Linked DNA regions of Mus musculus: region 2 is linked to region 1. The links are chromatin loops, found by intact Hi-C in ENCODE. Cell type or tissue: left cerebral cortex. All regions are shown on one strand. Each heading gives the region's core, and the rest is flanking DNA. Links, peaks and the distances in the headings are about the cores only.

Region 1 (9,493 bases), core at 2,251-7,250:
TAACTTCAGTTAGACTACCTTTTGCTCATTCTTGATTTTGTTTTATTTTGCTTGAGATAGAGTCTCATTATATAACCCTGGACCTCCCGGAAATCAACATAGAGTAGACTGATCTCAAACTCGACAGAGATCCGCCTGTCTCTGCCTCGCTATGCTGGGTTTAAAGGTGTGTACCACTATCTCCAGCAAGTTAAGGTGTTTGAAAGTTGGGTCTACTGCCTACTAACAACTGACTCCCGCTCTCTACCCCACCACAGTACTCACAACTCCAGCCTCCCTCATCCAGAGTCCACAATCCTAGCTAAAAGGTCCCCTCCCAAGTCTTAACTCTTACCTGCCTCTGGATCTTTTCCATGGAAAAGTTGGCCCAGCCAGTATCTTCTACCATAAACCTTTCCTTCTCATTGGCTAGCACTACCTACTCCATGTCCACTCATCTGAAACCTCAGAACTAGGGCCCAGGCCCAACCCCATGCTCTCCCAAGACCCCATTCATCCTTGTACCAGAATCTTCTATGTCATGGCAGCGTAAGAGGGCTGGGCTTTCTCTTTTAGATTCCAAAAGGTACTTTGGAAGATCCTGGCTTAAGTATTTGTCAACCTCAGGAAACTCAGCCAAGGTGGGAGCAACCAGTCACTGAGGGCTTGCCATCATGTGGTATAACCATGGCCCCTGAGATGAGGGCACCTTGGCCTGGTGAGGCAGACGTGATACGAGAGGACAGGAGGCCTCCTGGTCTACTTTCCTTTCTGTTGCTGTGATTAAACAACAACAACAAACAAACAAAACCACTCTGACCAAAAGCCACTTGGAAGCGGAAAGGCTTCGTTTCATCTGCCAGGTCACAGTCCATCCCTGAGGGAAGCCAAGGTAGAAACTGAAGCCAGAGCTTGACAGAACCGGTGCATAAATACTGTTGCTGGCTCACCCACAGGCTCATGCTTAGCTAGCTTGTTATACAGCCCAGGACCACCCTGAGTGGGCTGGGCTCTCTTGCATTAGTATGTCACAAACATACACAAAGACCAAACAGTTGGCTTAAGATTCTCTTCTCAAACAACTCTAGGCTGTGCTAAGTGGACAACTAAAGGTAACTAGAATACCTTATAACTAGGTCATAAGGTGGGTCACCCAGTGACCTGTTTCCAACTTAGCATATGGACATACCACCACAGGCCCCTGGCCACAGCCTGTTTTGACAGTCCCAGCTGGGCCTGAGGGATAGAGGAAGCATTTGTATCTTCTATCTGCATCTCTGAGAGCCTCTGCCTCCAGGTAAGGAGTACTGGAGCTTAGCTGAAGTTCTGGGAGGCTGCACACCCATCAGAACCCTGTCCAGGCAGCCAGATCCTCTGTTCTGCCTCCCAGAACACAGCAGCTACCTCAACATGTTCCCCACTAGCACAGTCAGCCTGGAGGAGCCCCATCCAGGCAGGGAGAAAGAGGGGCCCTCCACCACACATGGGCCAGCCTGCCTGTCGGTCCAGAGACCAGCTAACCTGCCAGGGCTAGCTACACCTTTCCCAGTAGCTGACAGCCAGGCCAGGAGGTAGCCTCTAAGTGTCTGGGCCAACTGGCTAGTGGCTGCCCTTATCCATACTGGCCTCGGTGCACAGCTGGAAGACACACAACCTTTCTCCTACTTCCAGCTCTGGCCTCCAGATGACTCCAGGCCTCTGAAGTTTGCAGATATCACATGTTCCTGGCACAGAGCCCCCCCCCCCCAATTCCTGCTGGCAGGCTGTACTCGAGAGCAGAGCACAGCAGGCAAGGTCCACTTGCAGGGCAAGAGTGACCTGCAGGGCTGGGCAGTGTCTGAGCCAGGCATATATCCTACCTGCAAGGGACCTCAGAAGCCCTCCGCTCTAAGCTCTACCCTAACACAGCTGCTTTCTACCCCTAGGCAGTCTTGAGGTGAGAGAAAAGCTCTGTCCAGATGTTACTAGCCAGGGCCTCAGGCTAATGACACTGTATTTGTGGCTCTGTCCTCACTGCAGGACCCACCTGAGACTCTAGACTCTAGTCTCTGCTTAGGCACCAAAGCAACTGTCCCCTACTCGTGCCTTCATCAGCAAGGGCTTCTGGTGGGGACAGAAATACGTCATTTCTTTCTTTTTTTTTAAAGAAGGTCATCGGTAGAAACCAGTCCATACATGGCTAGGAGATGACTCTGTTAGTAAAGCATTTGCTTCACAACCAGGAGGGCCTAGATTGGGATCCCCAGCACCCACGGAAAAAATGGCTGCAGGTGTGCACATCTGTAATCCCAGGACTAGGAGGTTGGAGACAGGAGGGTCCCTAGCACGCACTGACCAGACAGTCTAGCTAAATTGATGAGCTTCAGGTGCAGTGAGAGACCCTACCTCAAAACAACAACAAGACAACTGGAGAGATGGCTCAGTGGGGAAAGGTCCTTGCTGCACAAGCCTAGCTACCTGAGCTCAACCACAGAACTCTGCAAAGGTGGCAGGAGAGAACGAAGTGTTAAAATATTCCTCTGACCTCCACATGTGCACCATACCATGCACACACACACACACACACACACACACACACACACTGAGAATCATAATAAACTAAAAGTAATAAAATCATTTTAAAATGTAAATGAGTTAGAGAAGAATTAAGGAAGATAACTTCAACCTCTAGTCTCCACTCACGTGCAATTTCAAAGTACCTCCCCACTAAATACTTACAATTTCATTTTCACTATAAAAAACAACAACAACAACAAAAAAACAAAAACAAAAAAAAAAACCTCACTTTGCAGTAGAGATATCTAGAAGAGGTGCCTGATGTCAGGGGCCAAAATGAACATTGGGTCAAAAGAAAAACCAACCTAAGACCATCCCATCTGTGATCCAGCCAAACTGAATATACCAATCACCAAAGCAATACATGTTGTTAAAGGCAAAGATTTATATGCAAGAGAGCTGAACCTGCAGGTGAGAGAGACCCTGCTCCTCCTCTCAGAGTGTAATTAGCATACGGGGCTGTTGATAGGGTAAGGAGGCAAGGTGGTCTGAGGCTTAGAGGTAGGTGGTGAGCAGGATGTGGGTCCTGGCTAGTTTTATGTCAACTTGACACAAGACACAACCTAGAGTAATTGGAGAGGAGGGCCTCAATTGAGAAAATGTTCCTATAAGGTCAGACTGCATGCAAGCCTGTAGGGCATTTTTTTTTTCTTTTTTTTTTTTAATTTATTTTTTTAATTAGGTATTTTCTTCATTTACATTTCAAATGCTACCCCAAAAGTCTCCCAGACCCTCCCTCCCCAACTCCCCTACCCACCCACTCCCACTTCTCGGCCCTGGCGTCCCCCCCCCCCCCACACACCGACTGAGGCATATAAAGTTTGTAAGACCAAGGGGCCTCTCTTCCCAGTGATGGCCGACTAGGCCATCTTCTGATACATATACAGCTAGAGACATGAGCTCTGGGGTACTGGTTAGTTCATATTGTTGTTCCACCTATAGGGTTGCAGACCCCTTTAGCTCCTTGGGTACTTTCTCTAGCTCCTCCATTGGGGGCAGGCGTTTTCTTAAATAGTGATTGATGTGGGAGGGCCCAGTCTATTGTGGGTGGGGCCATCCCTGCACTAGTAGTCCTGGGTTCTATAAGAAAGTATACTGAACAAACCATGAGGAACAAGCCAGTAAGTATCTCCTACCTCCAGGTTCCTGCCCTGTTTGGGTTTCTATCCTGACTTCCTTCAGTGATGGATTTGGAAGTGTAAGTCAAATAAACCCTTTCTCCCCAACTTGCTTTTAGTCTTGGTGTACTAGCTCGACACAGGGTCTGTTCTCCATAGTCATGTCCGCTATGGTATGAATGGCTAAGCCAGAATATGAGTTTCAGGCTCACACTTGCAGGAACCCCCATCCTAGACTGATATCTGTCCCAAGCTAACCTCCCTGTGAGGATGAGAGACCCAGGCTAGGCTGTGGAAAGGAAGGCTGGAAGGAAACCTTATTGAGGACTTGTCATCCACAGGGACCCCCAGGAGTGTGATCACCCCCTTCAGAGAGCCAGTGACTCAAAATCAGACCAGCTGAGGGATACATAGACCAGGGTGTAGACCTTCCTCAACCTCTCAGGACACCACCATGTTGGGAATTGGTTCTTAATTCGGCTTCCAAAGCTGCTTCCAAACCTGAGGGTCCCTGACCCCAGCTGGCTTCTATAAGAAAGAATTGTTGGACAGCCCATGGCTGGGCAGAAAGATGGAGGCGGGACTTTTAGATTAGGCAGGCAAGGAACAGAGAAAAGAAGAAGAGAATCACCAAGATGGGGAAGCAGAAACTTAAAGGCTCACCGGCATGAGAGAATCTGGGAAAGTGGCCTAGGGACCACGCCTCCTATTTGGTCTGAGGTAACAGAGATGAAATATAGATCTTAAAAGATGTTAAATCAGGAATACTAGACGGAGTGTTTGCTAGCCACGGGGGAAATTTACAAGTGCCCAACCATTGAGCTAGCCAAAGCATATAAAATTAACTGGTGTGTGTGTGTGTGTGTGTCTGTCTGTCTGTCTGTCTGTCTGTCTTTCATTTGAGAAACCAGAGAGCTCTCTGCCAGGAGCACTAGGAGCTAAAGCAATTTGACTAATTCACCACTACACCACCAGGTGGCCATGCCACTGGAGTTTAAACAATGTCCCCATGGGACAGGAACAATGTCTCATCTATAACCAGAGTCAGCAGTTTCCTTGTAAGGCCACTGTGGGCACCCAGCTAGTTGATGTGAGGGAGTTCAAGAGGAATCTTTCTTATAGAACACACCCCGGGATGGGCACACACACCTCTGAGAGACCTGCTTCTACAGGCTGTAATACCCCCACACAATTGATACCTGCTTCCTCTTTCCTCCCACAGTAAGCTGCTCCACAGATAGCCCCCCCATGACTGCACCTATCATTCATAATCGAACACACACACACGCACCAATGCTGAATTTGAATGGAGTTTGTGTGTATTTACTTAAGTGCTAGGAATTGAGCCCAGGGCTGGGGTGTGACAGGTGGAGGCCTACCCCTGACCTACGTCCCTTGCCCAGGGCTGGGGTGTGATAGGTAGGGGTCTACCCCTGACCTACGCCCCTTGCCCAGGGCTGAGGTGTGACAGGTGGGGGGTCTACCCCTGACCTACGCCCCTTGCCCAGGGCTGGGGTGTGACAGGTGGGGGTCTACCCCTGACCTACGTCCCTTGCTCTGTATTTACTTTTTAGTTTGACACAGGAACTCAACAAGTTGTGCAGACTGGCCTCAAACTTGGGATCTTCTGCTTCTGCCTTCCTCACTGTAAGATGTTCAGTTTTGAGGGGGCAGCATCTCTGCCTCCTGAGCCTGAAGAATTCTCTTGGACTTTTAGGGACCTTGCCTAACTCTGGTATTTGTGGACTATTGGGGATTTTTAAATCATTTTATTTTATTTTATTTTTATTTTATTTTATTTTACATGTATGGGTATTTTGCCTGCACATCTGTGTACCATGTGTGTGTCTAATGCATGCAGAGGCCAGAAGAGGGCATCAGGTTGTCTGGAACTGGAACGGGCAGTTGTGAGGCGCCATGTAGGTACTGGGACTAAAACCTGGATCTTATGGAAGAGCAGCTGGTGCTTTTAAACAATGAGCCAGCCCTGGGTTTGTGACGTTGACACAGAAAAGAATCTCAGGACTAGCTGGTTTATGATAGAGGGGGGTTGATGATTTTGTTGAAGATATTTTGAGGGTTAAGAGGAAGAAAGTCACTCAAAAAGAAAGGCACACATGGGTGGGATTTTGTGCTTCCTAGAGAGTAGGGAAAGCAAGACAGGAGAATGGGCTCCTTCAAGACAGACTACATGTCAAAGGTTGCTAAGATAGCCTTTCCCCTTTCTCTTTCTACCAGATAGATAAGTGAGGTGATTCTGCAGATGGCTTAGATGGAATTATAATCTGATAACATAAAGCCAGGACCCACTAGGGTTGCACAAGCACAGAGGTCCTTTCTATGAAACGGGGATTTCTGGCAAGATTCCTAGAAAATACCAGGTTTGCAACTGGGAAGGGAGACAGCCATGAAGCAGCTGAGTTGTGCAGGAATTCTACGTCTACTGACAAAGGCTTCAACTGGATTCCAGAGTGAGGGGCTTCTCTTGCCCTTTCAGTGTCTCCAAGCTCCTCCCTACCTTCATGTCCTGCCTCTGGATTGCTGCTTTACTCTGGAGGTTTTGTTGGTTTCTTTTTTTTTTTTTTTTTTTTTTTTTTTGATTTTTTTGAGACAGGGTTTCTCTGTATAGTCCTGGCTGACCTGGAACTCACTCTGTAGACCAGGCTGGCCTCGAACTCAGAAATCCACCTGCCTCTGCCTCCCGAGTGCTGGGATTAAAGGCGTGCGCCACCACGCCCGGCTTTGTTGGTTTCTTTATTTCCTTTTGTGGCTCTGATCTCAGCCTGCCTTTGGGTCTGCCTGTAGGTAAAGGGCTTTGTATTCAGAACAGCACAAGCCTGGGTTGGGGCTTCTCTCAAGCCTCTTGTTTCCTTGGTGACATCCTCAGAGGTTGTTAGGATGAAGGGGACAATACAGTGACATACTGTAAATGCCACACACAGGCTCTTGTGAGCAGCTGAACAGAACTGAGATGAATGTGGTGTCCCAGTTCTCCTTGTAGACCTCACTGTTTAGAAGGGTGTGTGTGTGTGTGTGTGTGTGTGTGAGAGAGACAACAAATGTGTCAACCTTCTTAACACAAGTGGTGGACTCCTGTGACATTAGACATTAAAATCTTCTTTCAAACAACCCCATAGTTTAAAAATATACATGACAAAACCGACTGTCAATCATGTCACCGTTTTATTGGTGAGGTCAGCACAGTCAGACACCAGGGAAATGCAAATTCATGTCCCAGTGAGAAGCGCCCTCTCCCCTCCAGGACAGTAATAAGGAGGCAGAACTGTAGGAGGCAGAAAGGTGAGAGACAGAGCCACAGAGATGCCATTGCTACTGAGAAGCAACATGGTGGAACCGCTTTGAAAAGCCAGTGTGCTGAACAAAACCCAAAACTACACAGGAGAGTGTGTAGACTGTGTGTCTGTGTCCCTGGGAACTTCTGTAGTGGCAAAAGGCAGATCAATGGGTGGGAAAGCCACGAACTGGAAGAGAAAGGAACTGGCTGCAAAGTGACACAGACAATGTGACAAATGGGCCTTGACCCCACCTTCACCTGCTGGGCAGTTGAGGGGCCCCTCCTTTAAGTCTTTCATGCTCTGGACTTCTGATCCTCATTCCCACTTCCTGTCTTTTTAAGATGGAGTTTCATGTAACCCAGGCTAGCCTCAAACTTCCTGAACTCCTGATCCCCTAACCCAGTGGTTCTCAGCCTTCCCGATGCTGCAACCCTTTAATACAGTTCCTCACGTTGTGGTTAACCCCTCCCCCAACCATAAAATGATTTTTGTTGCTACTTCATAATTGTAATATAAGCATCTGATAATGTGACCCCTTTGGGGTCGAGAGCCACAGGTTTAGAACCATTGCTCTAGCTTCTTCCTCCCACTCATAGGGGTCACAGGTGTGTCCCCCAGGTTGCTCGTGGCCCTCTGCTCCTTCCTACTCCCCCAAGGCTCCTCACATGCAAGCACACCCCTTTGTCTTCTTTTCCTCCTGTAATGTTCAACTCAGACCTGGCTAGGAAATGGGGTTCTAACCCTAGGGACCAGTAGTATGGAGTGGTCTCCCGTCTGCCTCAGACACCTCTCCCTGTTCAGCCCACTGTCAGATCACTGTAGACTCTGTCTCCACCCTGGACAGTGCCCTCTGGGAAGGCAGCCAGAGCTGTCAGTCTGCGGGACCCTAGGCCCCGCTCAGGCCTTCTGGACATTACTGAAATGAATAGCCGAGGACCTTGGCCACTATCTGCAGAATCAGGGTCATTTAACTCTTCCACACTGTCTAAATGGGACGATACACAAATGGGGAAATCTTAGGGATAAATGCTCACACCAAGGCCATGTTTAGTCAGGACCACTAGGCTGTCTGGAGTCCCCTCAAAACTCTTTAGAAAGTAGAGAAGCTGCCTGAAGCCACCTGAGCTGTTCTATCCCCATTTCTGCCACTCTAGAAAAGGAGCCTGACTCTGCAGGCCACCTCTTCCAACACACTGTTGCTGGGGTAACCACCCTGGGTGTGTCCCTCTTCCGGGGGAAGTAGTGGCCAGGCCCACCCATTAGGCTAGGAGGGGTTTTCCCAGGAAGAAGCAAGGCCCTCAGAGTGATGTCCTATGTAATCAAGAGTCCCACCTGTCTCCACCCAGGGGAAAGCACCAGCCAAGATACCCTGGTCCCTCCCTTCCTTCCCAAGACAGTACTTTGTAAACCAGAGCCAGGAAGCCAGGCAGCTGGGGAACTTGAATGGCCTCCAACCTGTGCTTTGACATAGCTAAATGGGAAAGTGTGGTTAAGTCCCAACGGAGCTCTAGGGCCTGACTGGAGGCAGTATGCTCTGGAAGGTAACCTGAGACCTAGCTGAGGGGACCCACCCAGCCACCCACCCAGAGTGTTAACTGAGTGGTACCATTTCCTGTAGCAGGGTTCCTGTATGACTCTGTCTCCCACCACTGTCAAGGTCTCCACAGGTCCCTGTGTGCCCAAATGACTGACACATCCACCCATGTCAACCAGCTGGCTCCTTCTTATCAGGCCGAAAACACTAAGCGGCTCCCTCTGGTTCCTCACAAGCTATTTTCAGCACAAAGGTACAGCTAAGCAAAAAATTAAAATAATAAAATAGTCCATGGATACTTTGGCAGCCTGTAAGGGCAGTATTAGTGAAGATACCATCTCGATTCTGAAAATAACTTAGCTAGAGAAGCGTTTGAGCAAACAGGATTCACAATGTCTCTAAGGAGTAGGGAGTCTATAGAGCAAGGGAGCAATGAGCTTGGGCCTGGACAAGAGCCCTGGGGATGCAGAGTGGCCTGAAGGATTCATACACATAAGACTATGATTAAGAAAATTCTGAACAAAACCACATAAATAGATGTGCGTGTGTATGTGAGCCTATGTTTGCATGTGCCTGTGTGTTTTTTGCAAGTAGAAAACACCTGGCACCTGTGGTCTGTCCCAGGGGAACACAAGGACCTGGCGTCTGTGCCACTCGTGAGGTGAAGCCCTGGTCCCTATGCTGTGACTTCAGGAGCAGAGACTGTGGGAATGGGGGACTGTGAGGGTGGGGTCTTGAAAGACTCAGGAATGCAGGTCTTCCTCAGAACAGCCAGTCAGCTGCTGTTCTTACCATGCAAGAAGCTCAACCTGCAGTCCAACTGGGGCTCCCCAAGCCCCACATGCTGCTCTCAGCCTGTCTTAAGTTAGGGCTTCATTGCTGTGAACAGACACCATGACCAAGGCAACTCTTATAAGGACATCATTTAATTGGGGCTGGCTTACCAGTTCAGAGGTTCAGTCCATTATCATTAAAGTGGGAACATGGCAGCATCCAGACAGGCATGGTGC
Region 2 (9,493 bases), core at 1,843-6,842, 55 kb before region 1:
CAGCTGAAACCTCTGGTCGTTCTGAACAAGAATGACTTTGGTTGCTGTTGTCAAAGTTTCACTTTGGGCCTGGCCTGGAACTGGAGAGCCTCCTGCCTCAACTCCTGAGTCCTGGGATTGTCTGCACACCATCTGTCAGAGGTGCTCTCTAACCTGCCCTTTGGGTCTCAGAGAATCCTGTTCGTTTGAACACAGAGGCATCTAGAATTCAAACCCTTCTCAGTGTCCCATCACCCCGGGTCATGCTTCTGGCTACTATTTATCTTTTGCTTGTCTCTTTTGAAATTGCCTCCTGCTGATTCCCTACCATTCAGTGACCAGATTATTTGAAAACACGAGTGAAGTCTGTCTATGCCCTACCGCAAGTCCTTCAAAGCTTCCTCACTTAAGGCCTTACAGAAACCCGCGGGGCTCTACAGTTTGCACCAGTGCCCAGTTACTCTCTGGCCACACTGCTTTCCTAGCTCCTCAGTGGACACACTCGTGTCTCCTCTATCACGGTCTATAGCTGTGCCTTCACCCTTATGCCCACCCCCTCGCCATCTACATCTTTAAACCCAGAGAGCTCCACTCTACTTTCCCCATCCACCTGCAAAGAGTGCCATCTCTCTCCGCACACCAAAGGAGTCACCGTGACTCTCAAAGTAGGACGCTCTAGGAGGCAGGAAAATTTGCCTGCTCTGTCTCTGCCTTGTCCTCTCTGTCTAGGTCCCTGTCTCTACTGTTGTAGGCCTGAGGCTGAGGTTAAAGAAACCGACCCATAGGAAAATGGTTTAAAAAGGGGTTAGGATATGGGAGGAAAAAGTGGAAGCCAATCTGGAGCTGGCCAAACAGAAAGACCACACAGGTAGTAGGTAGGGGTTGAGGATGCTAAAGTCCAAATATAGCGCTGGGCAGATGAAGAGCCAAGCAAGTTCAGATGCCCTCAGGAGGCTGGTGGGGACCTCTGGGGCTTGGGAAGGTGTCTTAGAGTGATGCTTTTGACACTTGATAGGTGCCCAATAAACAGGGACCGCTGGCCGGGGAAACGTGGGTTATTAAGAGGCTGTGCAGATTGGCGACTGTCACATGGTGGGCACTGAGAGATGAACCAGAAGGAAACCTCCAAACCTGCACAGCTGCAAAGAAATTCCCTAGGTATTTCCCAGGCAGAGGCCTTGGGGCCGGAGAACTGACCGCGAGAGAGAACTGGAAGGTGAAACGCGCCCACGCGGGTGTGCGCCGAAGCCTCTCGGCGCCGGCGGCACTACCGGCCGGCGCCACCGGGGCCAGCCGCGCGCAAGCTCCCCAGCGCCGCTGAGCACCGCCGAGCACCGCGTGGCCCCCGCCCTCCGGTCCGCCCCCAGGCTCCTCCCCAGAGCTCCATCTCACCAATCAGGAGGAGCTCCCTCCTCCCAGTTCCAGAAGCTCCGCCTTGGGCCGGAGCTCCGCCAGCCAATGGGAGGCCGAGCCCAGCGCCCAGTGCGCGCAGCCCGCGCCGAGCCGGCTCAGAGCGAGAAAAGCGAACCCAACCCGTCGGGGCCGCCGCTCCGGACCCACCGCCTGCCGCCGCGCGCCGCCCGCCGCCGCCTCCTCCCCCCGGATCGGGTGTACTGTCCCAACCCGAAAGTCCAGTTCTGCGGCCCGGCAGCGGCGAGCGAGCGCGATGACACAGGAGTACGACAAGTGAGTGAGGCGCGGGCGCGAGTCCGGCCAGGGCCCGGGGGCCACCGCACCTGCCGCGGCGACGGCGCGGGTTCCGGGAGCTGGGAGGACAGGCTGGGTGGGGCGAGGCTAGGGGGTGGGGGGGGACACTCGGCCTGTCGTCTAAGGGCTCCCGGGCTCCCGGGCCCCGCGCTCATGGACCGGTGGGGACGGGTGGACCCTGGGCAGCCTCCTGTCACCTGCGGAGCTGCCGGAGCGAGAGATCTAGGGGAAGGTTGAAGTGTCCGCTGCCCGCGCGTTTTCTTCACTCCGGCTGCTGTGTGAGAAATCTGCTGTGGGTGTTCTTGGGCCCTTGCATCACCGATGGTAATTACAGAAGACTATTTTTGCCGTTTGGGAATATCAAGAGGAAGAAACTGCACGCAGGGTGATAAAGTTAGAGACCACTGTCGAATCGGGATTGCTTTTTAGAGTTTGGGACATAAGAAAGCAGCGAGAAATGTTCAGTGATGATGTAAGATGTGATCAGACGTTGGCAGGACTTGTGTGGGGGCAGTTCTCGATTTTACTCGCAACTTTTCTATAAATATGAAGATGTTCTGAAAGATCAAGTCTGTCTTATCTCGGCTCAGTAAATCTGGAGTGAAGAATTGGTTTCATAGTTAACTTGTTAAGGGTGGATTTTTCTCATGCTTGTTTTCTGATGAAGGTTAGCTGAGTGTGGAATCAGTAAGAGATTAATCTTGTCTTGTAGAAAATGAAGTTCAGGTAGTGCTCGGCTTTCCTTTTAGAATCCTGACCTATAACTCTTGAAGGTCTGAGGCTCATTTGAAAACACCCATGAACCTTCAGGGCCGGAGCAACAACTTGCTCTTCTTGAAGAAGTGGGCTGCAATTGTTCATGTGTTTATTTCTCTACTTACTGACTAGGCAAAAGTCCCAGTGCCAGCCTCTTGGCCTTAGGCATACTTTGGAAATATAAAATGCCTTCAGGGTAATTGCAGACATAAAGCCACTTGGAAAATATTTATTTTCTGATGCTTGTACCAATGTTGGATGGGATGGGAGAAGGGAAGCTTGAAAAACTAGCATTACGACTGTTGAGCGAGCCAACTGCTGTCAGAGTCTTCTGGAAGTGGCTATTAGACTATTAATAATAGCTCAGCAGTACACCAGAGACTCTCACCACGGAACCGGAACCGCCATCTCTATCGGCCTCAGGACCCAAAGGCTTGCTTGCGGGGAATGCTAGGTTGTGTATTGCTTTCTTCGGATAAAACTTGAGATTTATAAAGATAAGCCTTCTTGATTCTTTTTATGTTTCAAAATAATAAGCTGCTTCCAGATGTAAGCCCTCAGACTCGTCTTTTTTCCTCCCCTTTTCAAAGATGTCCTTTTTTTTCTTCTTCTAAACCTATATCTGTTTTTGAAGGATTTGGGTGACTGCCAAGCCCTAACCTTTGTTGATTACTTGAGAAGATAATCAGACTTTCTCCACTCACTTTTAGAAAAGGTAGGTCACCTCCAGGCCATTTACATATTTCATTCGTGTGTTGCAACGAGACCTGGGCCAGGACAGCCATAATTCAGATAAGTTCCAGACACCTCCGTTCTTGTTCCCTCACACACACAAAAGTACTGCCTCGTCTTGCTGAAGTCAATGTTCCGTTTTTTCTTTCTATTGACTTATTAAACAGTACCGGCTGGACAGTTGTTGAGACTGTTGACATTTCCAGGTTCTGGAATCAGTAGACTTTGCTTGGATTATTTAAATTAAACCTTCTGTAAAGCGCCACTAAATTCACCATTCGTTTTCTGGATTTTTCCCACAAACTGCGCTGTTAATGTGAAATGGTCCTTGCCTGGTGTGAAAAACTAATAAAGATTGTATTTATTTTGGGGGGAAGGGAGCACTGGAGATTAAGCCCAGGAAGCCCCCTCACCCAGAGCAGAGAAGTCACGTGCACAACACCTTAGCCAGGCCCTCTAATCCTAAAGCCTAGTAAAGGTTTTTTACATTTTATTTATTTTATTTTATGAGTTGGTGTTGGCACTCCCTTCACCCTCCCAACATATTCTCCCTCCCTCCCTCTCCCTCCCTCTCCCTCTCTCCCTCTCTCTCTCTCTCTCTCTCTCTCTCTCTCTCTCTCTCTCTCTCTCACACACACACACACACACACACACACACACACACACACACACACATCAGAGGACAACTTGTAGCAAGGCCTTTCTATCAACCATGTGGGTTTTAAAAATTTAACTCAGATACCTTTATCAGCTGAACTATCTTACCAGCCAATGAAGACTTTTAAGTGATTAATTTGCTCTCTCTGTGTGTGTGTGTGTGTGTCTTTAAGAATCAGAGAACAACTTGAAGGGATCTGTTCTCTTCTTCCACTATGTAGGTCCCAGGGATGGACCCTCAGGCCATCAGACTCATGAGCAAGTGCCTTTACCTCTGAGCCATCTTCCCTGGGCCCATGTAAAGATTTTAAAATCCTAACTGTCCACTGTTTTTCTTAAAGGCCGATTTTCATCCTGTGCCTTCGTCTGTTGTAGGCTGAGTGTTTATCTCTAAGATGAGCAGTTCACTCCCATGCCAGAAGATTAGGCGGCTTTACTGATTTATAGGCCCCGTTGGCTACATTCCAGTCTCCTTCTGCTGGTAACAGAAGTCTTCTAACTTTCTCATATACCCTGAAGGATTAAGTGAAATCTCCCTTTTGCTTTCCGTCCCTTCCTCCTGCCCCTGTTTCTCGGAAGGAGCTGTTTAAAGACATGGCCCTGGCTGGGGAAGGGGGAAGTCACATGTCGCAGCCTGCTTGAGTGTGATTAAACTGTATCCATGCCTCGCTGTATCCCGTATGTGCTGTTATAAATATGTAAATAGCCCCGTGTCTTCTTGGGACTAGTTTTGGATTTTGACAGGTAGTATTATCTCAGTGTTTCTGACGGGGGGGGGGGGGGGGGGGGGCTTCCTTCTGCCTTGCCTTCTGAGCCTGTCTTCATCTGACTTACTAAAGCTAAGGCTACTGATGTAGCTATCGTGACACAGGGTGATTTAAAATACGCCTTTAGAAAAAGTGTTTTGTAAACCAAATCTGAATTTTCTGAATGTTTTTGTATTTATTCCAAAATTATCTTTAAGAGGAGTGTGGACGCCATTTCACTAACTTTATTGCGTTTCCTTCAGACAGACCTTCAGAAGCTGTTGGTATTTAATTGACTCTGATACAGGAGATGGAGCCCAGTGCTTTGCTCATGCTAAGCAGTTGCTCTGGCACAGGGCCGTGTGTCCTATTTTAGAGGAATGTCAAAGAACTGTTTATTTAGCTTGGTTTTGGGTGTTGGTTTTTGTTGTTTTGGTTTTTTTTTTTTTTTTTTTTGGTTTTATGGGTTTTGTTTTTATACAGCTTCTAAGCTGTCTGGCTGTAGGAAGTATGGATTTAACTTTTTAATTTCTTCCTCTGAAGCAAAAGGCCCGTGCTGGTACTTCAGAATGAAGCCCTCTACCCACAGCGGCGCTCCTATACCAGTGAGGATGAAGCCTGGAAGTCGTTCCTGGAAAACCCTCTCACTGCGGCAACCAAAGCGATGATGAGCATCAACGGAGACGAAGACAGCGCGGCTGCGCTGGGCCTGCTCTATGACTACTACAAGGTAGGCTGCGGGCTCTTTACAGCTGCGAACGCCATGCTCAGACGCACCTGATTCAGCAGCCTATAAAACAGTCATTTGCTGGTGGAATGTCAGGATGCTTGCTTCTCTAGTGACTATAAATAGTTTAACGAGTCCCCCGGCTTTTGGTGGTTCAAAGCTGAGCATCTACGATCATAGAATCAAAGGGTGGTTTTTAAACAGCTGCTCTGGCCCTCGCTGAAGGAGACGCTGCTAATAAAAGGAGGTAGTAGCCTGTCTCCCCCAGTTTGAGTATTTTAACAGACTTGGTTTCGGGTGTCATGGGAAGGGTTGTTGCTGACTGACCTGTGCTCTCCCCTTCTGAGTGATCAGTGTGACCGCCTTTTCTGTAGCTGCTTTTACAAAGCCTTGGGAGCCGCTGGGGGAAACACACACTTTTGCAATTCTGGGACCTGGTTCTAAGATCAGAATACATTTTCTTTTTTCTAAAGATTTATTTTATTTATATGAGTACACTGTTGCTGTCTTCAGACACACACCTGAAGAGGGCATCAGATCCCGTTACAGATGGTTGTGAGTCACCATGTGGCTGCTGGGAATTGAACTCAGGACCTTTGGAAGAGCAGTCAGTGCTCTTAACCACTGAGCCATCTCTCCAGCCCGCAGAATACATTTTCTTGCCTGTTGCTAGACAGCTGAATTAGCCTTCACTCTCAAGTGCACCATGTGTGGGTTTTTTATACCGTTCTGCCTGATGGTTCTTAATGGAATTCTAGTAATTCAGTTGCCACTCACTGGTGACCTGTATCATACTGGGCATAGGATGTAAGGCCAGCCTGTGTGTCACTTTTGACTCTCAAGCCCAGCGGCTCGGATGCATTCAGTTAGGGTTTCAGCCACAGACCAGTGCTGGGGTGTGGCCTGCGTTCACCTTCTCTTTGGCGTTGTCCAGCAGCAGACGCCCAGGGATGGCCATTTGAACTGGTTGGTCCTAGGCATCAGTTGTTATTACTTGATAACTAGCAGTGCTTTAAACAGATTGCTAGTCAATCCAAGAGTACTTGGTGTTATCTTTTTTAACAAAGGTCTATGTAATTTTAGTTATGTGTATGCATATGAGGATGTATAGGCACGTTTCTGTACATGAGTACAGAAACTGGAAGAAGTTGGATTCCCTGGAGCTAGAGTTGTGAGCTGCCTACTGTGAGTGTCAGGTCCCAAACTCCTGTGCAAGGGCATTGTGCACTCTTAACCAATGAGCCATCTTTATTTTGTTGTTAATGGTGAAATATGAAAGAATTCTTGCATGGCAAAACACTGTACACATCTCAGCAATACGTGTGTGCCTGTTTGGACCATGTCTCAGCTGGGTTAATGTCACGGTGTACCAGTGTCATTTTTCCAGCTTTTCAGCTCTGGGGCAAAGAAAAGGGGAGTCAGACAAGGAGTGGAATGGAGCCAGAGAGATGGCCCAGCATTTAGGAGCATTGGCTGCTCTTTCAGAGGACCCTGGTTCAGTTCCCAGCACCCACATGGTGACTCAAAGCCATCTCTAACTGCAGTTCCAGGGTATCCGATGCATTCTTCTGACCCTGGGCACCATTCACACATGTGGTATACAGACATAGGTACAGGCCAAACATTCATACATGAAAAAACCAAAATACATACCTTAAATTTTAAAGAAGAAAGAAATCTTTACTCCCACTATAAAGTAAGTTTGTGATCCCACAAGTCTATTTGGCAGTTGCTCTTTACCGGTTGCTGTGGTGATCAGACTGTTGGCTCCTTGAGGGCAGATGTTGCCCAGGGCTCAGCAGGTAGTCAGGAGATGAGTGAACCAAAGAGCATCCTGAGAAATGAAAGGTTTCTTCTTCAGGTGAAGAAGGCTTCTCCCCTGAATAAGGACTGAGTCCCTCTCATTGATGTTGACACTTTAGGTCCCCAGAGAGCGCCGGTCATCAGCCGTAAAGCCCGAGGGAGAGCACCCAGAGCCAGAGCACAGCAAAAGGTGAGTGCTCCCTACAGCAGCACAGCAGCAGACAGGTGATGACAAGTGAAGAGGCAGGGCTTTGCCAAGCAGACCCGGGAAGCTCCTGGTGGGTGAGACCGTAGAGGGACCTCTGTCACCTCAGGGTCAGATTCTGTTGCTGATTTGCCTCTGAGAAGTTATGTTTATTTAGTCTGTGTTCCCCTTCCCAGAAAACATGAGCACCAACCTCTACTGGTCCGGAGGGAGGTTTTAATAAAAGCCTGGAGTGTTTGCTCATCTGCATTGAGACCCTCTAACAGGAGATGAGACCAGGGATGTATCTTCAAAACAAAACAAAACAAAACAAAACCACCTGGGTGTGGTGGCACATGCCTGTAACCGCAGCACCTGGGAGGTAGAAGCAGGAGGCTCAGGAGTTCTAGCCTGGACTCTTGGGGGAGCCTGTTGGAGACAAAGCAAGGCTTGGCGTGCAGCTTGATGACGGAGCAGTTGCCCGTGCGAAGCAGGGTGCTAGGTTCAATCCCAGATCTGCAAAAAACAAGAGAAGTGAAGTGCCAGGGGCTCTGGAATAGTTGTCTTAGTTAAAAACTCAAGGAATTAATGTCTGAACTCCTCTTGAAGGCGCCTTTTAAATATTTAGGTCACAGCTTTCATACATTAATTAAGACTCAACCGTATGGCTGTGAAATGTTTTTAAAAGGCACATTTTACACTCATTTTATTTGTGAGCATAAATCTGTTTGTGCATACCAAGGTGCACATGCAATAGTCAGAGAATCGCTTACAGGAAGGTCCCCCTTGCCACTAAGTGGCTTCCAGGCATGGAACACAAGTCGTCAGTCTTGGGGGCAAGCACCTTTACCCACTGAACCATCTCGCCAGCCCCAAATTGACCCATGTCCTATTAGTAATGAAGACTAAAACAGCCAGGCATGGTAGCCTGTACCTGTAATCCGAGGGAGTCTGAAGCAGGAGTTCAAGGCCAGCCTGAGCTATGTAGCTAGACTCCGTCTTGGGTTGGGGAGAATGACAGAAACTGACGTAAGGAGTGAGTGACGATTCATATTCCACATTCCGGACAATCATCTCTTTACTGTGGTTGTAGTCAATTGCAGATAGTTTTTGGAAGTATGCATCTATTCCACTTAATTTGTTTCATAAATATTTTCCATATTGTTATTTAAATCTTAATAATTATTTTTGGCCCGTGGCTTATAGATTTTATCTATTTCTTTACTTTTTATTATGAATCTTCTCAAGCACAAAAAATAGGAGAAATGGTAGACACCAGCATATATGCATTGCCAGGCTCAACAGCTGTACCGTTGAAATTTTTCTCTCTTTCTTTTTTTTTTCTTTTTGGTTTTCGAGACAGGGTTTCTCTGTGTAGCCCTGACTGTCCTGGAACTCACTCTGTAGACCAGGCTGGCCTCGAACTCAGAAATCCACCTGCCTCTGCCTCCCAAGTGCTGGGATTAAAGGCATGCGCCACCATGCCCGGCTTTTTCTCTCTTTCTTAACAGTCAAATTATTTCATATTTTATTTTATGTCCTTTTGCTGGAGTGTCCTGAAACAGACTCAAAATGTACTTATTTTTGCAGCCATGTCTAGTCTTTTACAATGACAGAGCCTCAGTGAAACCTTTGGTTCTTTGTCCCAAGTTGTCCTGGTTGTCCTGGGGCTTCGAGTCCTCCTGACTCAGCTTCCTGACATTTTCATTAGGATCAATCAGAAGGAGTGGATTTACAGTTCAGGGTTTGAATAAGTTTTGCTGATCTTGAGATGGGTAAAACCACCATTGTTTTGTTCCTTTATGTTCCTTCGGTTTGTAATATTTCAGGGGCCTTTAGAAACACAGTCGAGGACCACAGAAGTTTGGTGATAGAACACTTCTAAGCATGGATAAGGCTCTGGATTCCATCCCAGTATCAGGGAAAAGAGACAAAGCAAACAAATGTTTAAAGAGCCTCCACATTTGGGGCTGGGGAGACAGCAGAGCAGGTAAAGGCCATGCTAGCCTGGGTTCTTTCTGTGAGACCCAGCTAAAGGGAAAAGGATAGCACTCTCCACAGACTTGCCTTCTGACCTCAGTGGGCTGCCACATACATCACACTTGTGCATGTGCATGTACACACACACATATGCAAGTACACACATGTGTACGCAAAGGTATACACAAACACACGCAAAATAATAATGAATATTTTTAAAAC

What was found. A loop is a pair of places that touch in the nucleus more often than their neighbours do. Peaks named below come from ENCODE experiments on the same cell type or tissue, not always from the same donor. Only the 100,000 strongest peaks of a DNase experiment are listed, where the experiment ranks them.
Region 2: a loop joins it to region 1, with 7 times the contacts of the local background. A loop is called at or near these places in 1 of 42 quality-filtered maps.

Annotation. Positions count from the first base shown.
Region 1 is chr12:24,625,765-24,635,257 of GRCm38, forward strand. No RefSeq gene overlaps it. Among named protein-coding and RNA genes, the nearest start is that of Klf11, 21 kb to the right of the region's middle. In left cerebral cortex, for the core only: CTCF peaks have their summits at 4,628 and 5,513 (motif pointing right); a DNase peak (open chromatin) is centred at 4,647.
Region 2 is chr12:24,570,794-24,580,286 of GRCm38, forward strand. Grhl1 (grainyhead like transcription factor 1) reads left to right here and starts at 1,494. Exons shown (of 16, transcript NM_001161406.1): 1 at 1,494-1,665; 2 at 5,121-5,307; 3 at 7,227-7,297. The coding sequence starts at 1,646. In left cerebral cortex, for the core only: no CTCF peak of the experiment used is centred there; DNase peaks (open chromatin) are centred at 2,112, 4,279 and 4,896; H3K4me3 peaks cover 1,654 bases; H3K27ac peaks cover 1,156 bases.